2 separate regions of the Mus musculus genome follow, and region 2 is linked to region 1. A link is a loop called in an ENCODE intact Hi-C map of the cell type or tissue named here. Cell type or tissue: gastrocnemius. All regions are shown on one strand.

Region 1 (4,000 bases):
GGAGGCTCCTGAGCCTGGACCTTTATATCCCTGGTCAGGTCAGGTGTGAGGCTGCACATGGTCACTTCCCTGTTGTTGTTTGTGTCCTTCCCTGGCTGTGGCTTTGTTTTCTCTTTCCTCCCTGCTGCTTATTCCTTACCTCCTGTGGATTGTCTTGTGTTGACTGAGTCTCAGGTGCAGGTCTGTCACATGTACCACCAGTGACCTATATGCTCCTTAGGTACTTCTTTGCAGCTTCTGCAGGGACATTTCGGAGAGGATGTCATTGGTGTGAACTTGGCCCTTGTCCTTGCCTGGGTGTAGCTTAGTCTGTGAAGATCCTTCCTGTCTGTGGATGTTGAACAACCCCAGAGCCCGGCTCCATGAAGACCTAAGTCCAACTTGGAAGGCAGAGGATGGCAAGTAGTCCTGCCTTGATCAGGGAGGACAGAGAGCTTCTGACAGGTCCTCCCACACAATAGGTCCTCCCAGTATCCTAGGCACACCCCTTTGGTGCTGCAGAGCTCATAGCCATGTCCAGAGGCAGGCTGAGGTGTGTCTCAGGTCAGCTCAGCATGGTAGGAGGGATGGGTTCAGTGAGAAAACTGTAAGCCGTCTGGTGCATCTCAGAAGAATAACTCCCCAACAGGAATAATTACTCCACACTGGAAGGGACTGGGTGACTCCTCATGCACCCATCCCAGTGAGGCCAGGTAAGTGGACACCATCACCATCATTGTCTTCTATGGTTCTGTTCCATAATCTGAGAAGGGGACTTTGACTGAGGAGTGAGTCTGCAGTCCTGAAGACCAGTGTGTGTTTGTGTGTGTGTGTGTGTGTGTGTGTGAGAGAGAGAGAGAGAGAGAGAGAGAGAGACAGAGAGAGAGAGACAGAGAGAGAGAGAGAGAAAGAAAGAGAGAGAGAGAGAGAGAGAGAGAGAGCGAGAGAGAGAGAGCAGGAAAGGAGTCTGGAAAGGTGATTCTATTAGTCTGGTTAGATATTCCACAAGGAGGCGACAGCAGGCAAAGAACCTGGGGCAGGGAAAGGCTTAGTGTGCGTAGGTTCCACCTTGCCTCAGTTCTCTGCCATCCATCGTCTCAGGCTGTGGGAGAGGAAGAAGGCAATGCTGGAAGCTGCCCCTTGGATGAAACTTCTGGTAGGTTCCAAGCTGGAAGAATGCTTCCTTGCCATCTGGCTTATGACATAACTTCTCTGTAGGAGGAAACTAGGAATAGAGATAGGGAACCACTGTCTCTCAAAAGGGAGAAAGGAAGGAAGGGAGAGGTGACTAGTGTTTGGAATCCCAGCAACTGAGGAGAGCCTGGGCACATGTACCATTTCATAGGCCCCACTTTTTGATCTGACTGAACACTTAAGGGTCTCACCAGAGACTCTCAGTACAGTTCTAGAACTTTCCTTATGAGCTAGTCCCTGGAACAGCTGTGGACCCCAGCAATCTGAGTCTGAGGGCTTTGAGGACATGCTTCATAGTATGCCTAGGGCTGGTGTTTTAGTAGTGTGGAGTAGTGTTTTTACCCGTGTCACAGAAGGTGGAGGGACTCAGTCCAAAGATCTTAGGGCTTAAGCCTTTGTCCTTCTCAAGTTTCTGGTCACCTGGGGTTTTGTGTAGTTCACCACCAGGGGGTGCTAAGTCACATGTTACTCTGAGTAAACCTGCTTAAATTGAATCTGGTCTCATCTTCTGATTAGCCACTTTTTTTTTTTTTTTTTTTTTTTAAATTTATGTCTCTGGGATTTTGGGGGCTAATACTCAATTCAGAAAGGTGTGCCTGTGACATACTTAATAATGAGAATAATAAAAGCAATCATAAAAAATTAGGGTTTGGAAGAGATTGACAATGAAAACATCAGCAAATCTAGAAAACAATATTATTTTCTTGAATGATCTAAAAACCCACCCCATCATAGTTTTTTACCCTGATGTAAGTTTTGACCATGTGATCACAGATTCAAGTGACACAGCTGCAGGAATCTATTCTCTATTGAGAGAATAGAGTGCTTGCTTAAAATTTTATTTTGGCTTTTTGTATTGCTATTTAAAACTCCAGTTTGGGGGTTGGAAAGTTGGTTTAGGGATCAAGAACACTGGCAGCTTTTCCAGAAGCCCTAGATTCAGTTCCCTGCACAAACATGGTGGCTCACAGCAGCCTGAAACTCCAGTTCCAGGGGACCCGATGCTCTCTTCTGGCTTCCTTGGGTATAGGTGTGCATGTGGTGCACAAAAAGACAAATGTGGTTGCATGTGTGTGTGCAAATAAAAAATAAAATGTAAGAAAAATCCTAGTTCTTTTCAGGTCTAGGGAAATCTTAAATGTTTCACATGATCGGTGTAACACTTCAGCTTATCAGCATTTTTACTTGCAGAGTCTAACCTTGTAGTCTCCATTATTACTTAAAAATTATTGCACATGTGCCAAGGCACATACCGGTAGTAAAAGGATAACTTGAAGGAGTTAGTTCTCTCCTTCCACCATGTGGGTCTCAGTGGTCAAACTCAGGTCATTAAACTTGGCAGGGAGTGCCCTCATCCACTAAGATATCTTGCTGGCCTGTGGTATATTATTTTTAAAATGCATTGTCCTGGTTTGGTTTCTGTGATAAAAAATTCTGACCAAAGGCAACTTATGGTAGGGAGGAACAGACCGTGGAGAAATGTAGCCTGCTTGCTCTCCTTGGCTTGCTAAGCTTCCTTCCTTCCTAGATTTCTTTCCAGTTTTCTTCCTACCTTCCTTCCTTCCTTCCTTCCTTCCTTCCTTCCTTCCTTCCTTCCTTCCTTCCTTCCTTCCTTCCTTCCTCCTCCTCCTTCTCTCTCTCTCTCTCTCTCTCTCTCTCTCTCTCTCTCTCTCTCTCTCTCTCTCTCTCTCTCCCCATTGTGTGTCCTGATTGCCAGGGAGTATGTTTTCAGCAATTTAGTTTTTTGAAAGACTTATTTGTATTTTATGTGTATGAATGTTTTGCCTGCATGTAAGTCTGTGTGCCACAAGTGTGCATGGTATGCAGAGACCAGAAGAGGATGGCTCTTCTGCAACTGTAGTTACAGACAGCTGTGGCCACTATGTAGATTCTGGGAATCAAACCTGAGTCCTCATGAAGAGAAGCCAGTTCTCTTAACTGTTGAACCTTCTCTCCAGCCCTTCATCTTGCTTTCTTATAAAAACCAGGATTAGTTGCCCAGGTACACACAGCAGGGTAGGCCCTCCCACATCAAACATTCATCAGGAAAAGTCCTCACAGTCTTGCTTACAGGCATATATATATATATCAATCATGTATGTGAAGTTTCCACAGAAACCAGAAGAGGGACTTGGGGGTTTGGATTCCCTGGAGCTGCAGTTACAGGACACCTGATGTGGGTGCTGGGAACCAGGCTCTGGTGCTCTGCAGAGCAGTACATGCTTTTGACCATGATGTCATCTCTGCCTTAATCCCCATTTCATCTCTGTGTTCTCTAGTATGATCTAGTATGATCTAGTCTTCCCTGAGCTCTCAGGACTGTGTTTCTCTCTTCCCTATGTGTGGGATTCCTTTATGTCTCTCCTAGAAAGCTGGCTATGGGCATACTTTTTTTTTAAAGTTTATGCATATCTTAGAAGATCGCTATTTCTCTGTAAGTTCTGCAGAATAGCTTTGCTGGGTATAGTAGTCCTTATTGGCAGTTATTATCTTTCTGAGTTTGAAATACATTATTTCATGCCAGAATGGCTATTAGAGTTTCTGCCAATAAATCTGTTATTACTCAGGGGTTTGCCTTTGTAAGCACAATACTTTCAATACTTTTCAATACTTTCTTTTGTTCTGTGCACTTGACAGCTTAACTCTATCATAGGAAAGAAATCCCTTTTTTGGCCATGTCTATTGAGATTCTAAATGCTTTCAATACTGGTCTATTCATATACTGCCCAGGTCTTGGAACATTTCACACTGTCAAATGACTGATTTGCCTTCATCTCATTCCTGCAGGCCTTTGTCTAGACCCACTAGTCTTAAGTTTGGCTTTTTG
Region 2 (4,000 bases), 140 kb after region 1:
CTTCCTGGCACCTGAGGCTGTAAAAAGCTGAATTATAGTCCCCTCTTCCTTATCTCTTCCTGACTCCCAAGACTTCAAAGGACATGAGTTACAAGCTGAGCCCAGCCTGACACCCAAGGCTGTTAAGGAGGATTCTACATTCCAGAGATAAGAGTGCCTGGCCGCCTGCAGTTTGAATTAGGCCTTCATGTCCCCAGATGCCCACTTCTTTGTTCTTAGTTGATCCCCCTCAACCCCTCCCTATTCCCCTTAAAACCTGGCATTTCAGCCTAATAAACTGAGACCTTGATAGGAACCCTTCTTTGTCTCTGCGTCTCCTTCCTTTCCTCGCATTTCTCTTCAGGTTTGTGGTCCCCCTTGCACCCAGGAAGAACTGGGTCCTGCTGGGTGGGACAAGTGGCGCCTAACTGAGGTTCGGAGCGTTTTGCCTTAGGTGGAGATTACGGAGTTTGACTCCCCCAGAGAAGTTCGTAGGGACCCCAAGAAAAAAGAAGTGAAGGACTGCTTCAGCAGCTCACCGGAGAGAGAAATCCTTGGTAAGTGATTCATCTCCACTGAGAAATGGGAACTAAGCTTTCTAAAGAGGCAGCCTTTATAAAAGGCTTAAAGGTGGCTCTCAGGGAAAGAGGAGTTAGAGTTAAAAAGAAAGATTTGATAAACTTTTTTATTTTCATAGACCAGGCAGGTCCATGGTTTATTATAGATGGCGCAGAGATACATTGTAAGAAATGGATAAGAGTAGGAAGAGAATTAAGTGAAATTTTGGCAAAGCAGGACCCCGATGCTATTCCTGCAAATATATTTACTTATTGGAGTCTAATCCGTGATTTAATACAAAGTGCAGTTGATGATCCAGAGAAACAGCAGCCTTTGTCAGTGGCAGAATATTGCCTCTGTCCCCTGTCTCTGGAAGCTTCAGAGAGCTCCCTCCCTACTAAAAAGCCTCCAATAGCTGCAGACAGGCCCGAAGTCCTGCAGACTGCTCTCTACCCCCATATCCCGGTAAGCGCATTGCCTGCTGACCCGCCACTGATCAATCTAGAATTTAAAAAATCTTTGGCTGAAAGCCCTTTAATTTCTGGGGACACAGACACTTTAGAGGAAGAGATAGTCCGTCCCCGTAAGCCCGAGCGATTGCCGGGCGCTTCAGCTCCTCCCTGCAATGCCTCGTCCTACCTGCCACCAATCTGCGCTCCCGAGCCGTGGCCCCAGGCGCTGCCGGTCCCTACTCTCATTGATGCTAAAGACAAGCTCGCGTCTCAGGTAGCAGGATTACAAGAAGTTTTAGAGCTCCAGCAACAGTACGCCCGCCTTTCCACAGAGCTCGCTTCACTCCAAAATTCTTTAAAAGAGACTATCCTTGCCCCTCCCCCAGCCTCAGCCTCGGGCGGCGTAAAAAAGAAAGCTCCGCGAGCGGTAAAAACTAAAACATTGGCTTCCCCCGTAATTACTCGCTCCACGAGAGCTGCTAGCTACGACCCGCCCACTTCTACGGCGGAGACACAGCCCCCAGCCACCCGTGCCGAATCTGCTTCTGCAGAAATTGGGCCTTTAGAAAGGCCCCAGGCCGACCTCTCCTCGGACACTAACAGCGAGGGCGGAGAAGATTATGAGTGTGAAAACGAAGTAGAACGTGAGCCAGAGGAACAAATTTCTGCTCCTGTCCAACAAACAGAATTCCGCAGACTACGTTTTAAGCTCTTAAAAGAGCTTAACTCTGCGGTTAGAACTTATGGCCCATCTGCCCCCTACACGCTTTCGCTCCTAGAAGCTCTTCCGGGAGGCGAACATATGCTCCCTAGTGAGTGGATCAAAGTAATCCAAACTGTGTTAACACGCGGGCAATTTCTCTCATGGAAAGCCGATTTCCTCGATCGGTGCCAGACAATTGCAGTGGCTAATCAGAAAAATCCTCGGGCGCCATCTGCTGGCTGGACCTTTGAAAAGCTTTCTGGTCAAGGTAAATACGCGACAGAAGCCAGGCAAAAACACTTCTCTGTGGGTCTTTTGGCTCAGACTGCTAATGCAGCCCTGGGAGCTTGGCGCGGTATTCCTATGAAAGGTTCAGTTATTACGCCTCTAACCAAAGTCATTCAAGGAGCCCAGGAAGACTATAGTGATTTTGTGAGTCGTTTGCTTGAGACTGCAGAGAGGACCCTGGGTCATGCAGACAATAAACTTGTTAAACAATTGGCTTATGAAAATGCTAATTCGGCATGCAAAGCTGTCTTGCGCGGTAAGATTAGAAACAAGGATCTTAATGAGATGATTCATCTTTGCCGTGATGTAGATATGTTCACTCACAAAATGTCCCAGACAGTCAGTCTTGCAATGGGTGCAGCTCTTCAGCCTGTTATGGCATTAGGCGCGGCTCTTCAGCAAGCCAGCCGGCAGAAAAGCTGTTTTAAATGTGGTCAGCCTGGACACTTCGCACGACAGTGTCCCACTGCGCTTTCCCTTAACGGTGCTCCAGCACCACCTACTGACTATTCTTCTCGGCCTACACGGCCCAATTTTCTTTGTCCACGCTGCAAAAAAGGCAAACATTGGGCAAGCACCTGCCGATCCCCAACAGATGCTTCTGGGAATCTCCTGCCTCCCTTTTAGGGAAACAGGTATGGGGGACATCCCAGATTCCCCAAAACCACCCCATTTCTTCCAGCCACAGGGAACAGCCGGCAGACAAAACAGCCACTGGTCTCTCCCGAGCCACTACAGGTAGCGCAGGATTGGACTTGTTTTTGGACTCAGTTTTAACACCCCCCCCCCACGCCCCCCGTGAGAGGATGGCGTTCACATCCTTCTCAGGGGGTCTATGGGCCTCCTCCACCCAATACTTATTTTCTAATATTAGGGCGTGCTTCCGCTACTTTAAAAGGACTTACTGTCCATCCCTCATTAGTAGATAATGACTACACTGGAGAAATTAAAATTTTAGTTAGTGCCTCTCAAAGTCCAATATCTATATTCAAAGGGCAACGTCTAGCACAAGCCCTGCCTCTACCTTTAGACACTTCCTATCCTTTAGACACTTCCTATCCAGCAATGGGCACACGTCGTGGCTCCTCGCAGCCAGGGTCATCAGACCTTTACTGGTTCCAAGCAATTACCAAAGACCGCCCTACACTCTGCCTTAAGATAAACAGCAAGAGCTTTGAGGGCCTCTTAGACTCAGGTGCTGATTCCACTGTAATCTCACAAAGTGCCTGGCCCGCTGCCTGGCTGTTAAAGGCCTCTTTAACTCATTTACAGGAAATTGGACAATCAAAAAATACTCTCCAGAGTTCACAGTTATTGACTTGGGAAGATGGTGAGGAAAACTCTGGCTCTATTCAGCCTTATGTTGTCCCTGGTCTGCCTGTTAATTTATGGGGGAGAGACATTCTCTCTCAAATGAGACTCATTATGTGCAGTCCCAATGAAGTCATTACTCAACAAATGCTCACCCAGGGTTATCTCCCTGGACAGGGACTGGGTAAAAACAGCCAAGGGAGGCCTACACCAATAGAGGCCGCCCCCAAGATGGATCGTGCAGGCTTAGGTTACAACTCCCATTTTTCATAAGGACCATTGCTCTCCCTGCACGCCAGACAGATAAGATTACATGGAAAGATGATACCCCTGTCTGGCTTGACCAGTGGTCCCTCCCTGCAGAAAAATTGTCAGCAGCCATAGAGTTAGTGCAGGAACAGTTGGCAGCTGGACACATTGGATCTTCCACTTCGCCTTGGAACACCCCTATCTTTGTTATAAGAAAACGAAATGGTAAATGGAGGTTGTTACAAGATCTTAGAGCAGTTAATAAGACCATGGTCCCTATGGGGGCCCTACAACCTGGGATCCCCTCTCCAGTGGCTATTCCCAGGGAATATGCAAAATTAGTGATTGATTTAAAAGATTGTTTCTTTTCCATTCCTCTTCATCCTGAAGATTGTAAACACTTTGCATTTACCCTCCCAGTGGCTAATTGTATAGGGCCTTCTCCTTGCTTCCAATGGAG

What was found. Hi-C counts contacts between places; a loop is a spot of excess contacts. Peaks named below come from ENCODE experiments on the same cell type or tissue, not always from the same donor. Only the 100,000 strongest peaks of a DNase experiment are listed, where the experiment ranks them.
Region 2: it touches region 1 in a loop (8-fold over the local background); 7 of 42 quality-filtered maps call a loop at or near these places.

What each region holds. Positions count from the first base shown.
Region 1 is chr7:142,144,613-142,148,612 of GRCm38, forward strand. No RefSeq gene overlaps it. Among named protein-coding and RNA genes, the nearest start is that of Gm45337, 2.0 kb to the left of the region's middle. In gastrocnemius, a CTCF peak has its summit at 1,609 (motif pointing right); a DNase peak (open chromatin) is centred at 1,617.
Region 2 is chr7:142,282,931-142,286,930 of GRCm38, forward strand. It overlaps Gm45889 (a long non-coding RNA gene), which reads left to right and starts at 284. Exons shown (of 2, transcript XR_870059.2): 1 at 284-536. B130016D09Rik (a long non-coding RNA gene) reads left to right here and starts at 533. Exons shown (of 1, transcript XR_003946899.1): 1 at 533-4,000. In gastrocnemius, CTCF peaks have their summits at 1,194, 1,918 (motif pointing left) and 2,498 (motif pointing left); DNase peaks (open chromatin) are centred at 1,216, 1,496, 1,935 and 2,442; H3K4me3 peaks cover 1,866 bases; H3K27ac peaks cover 1,734 bases.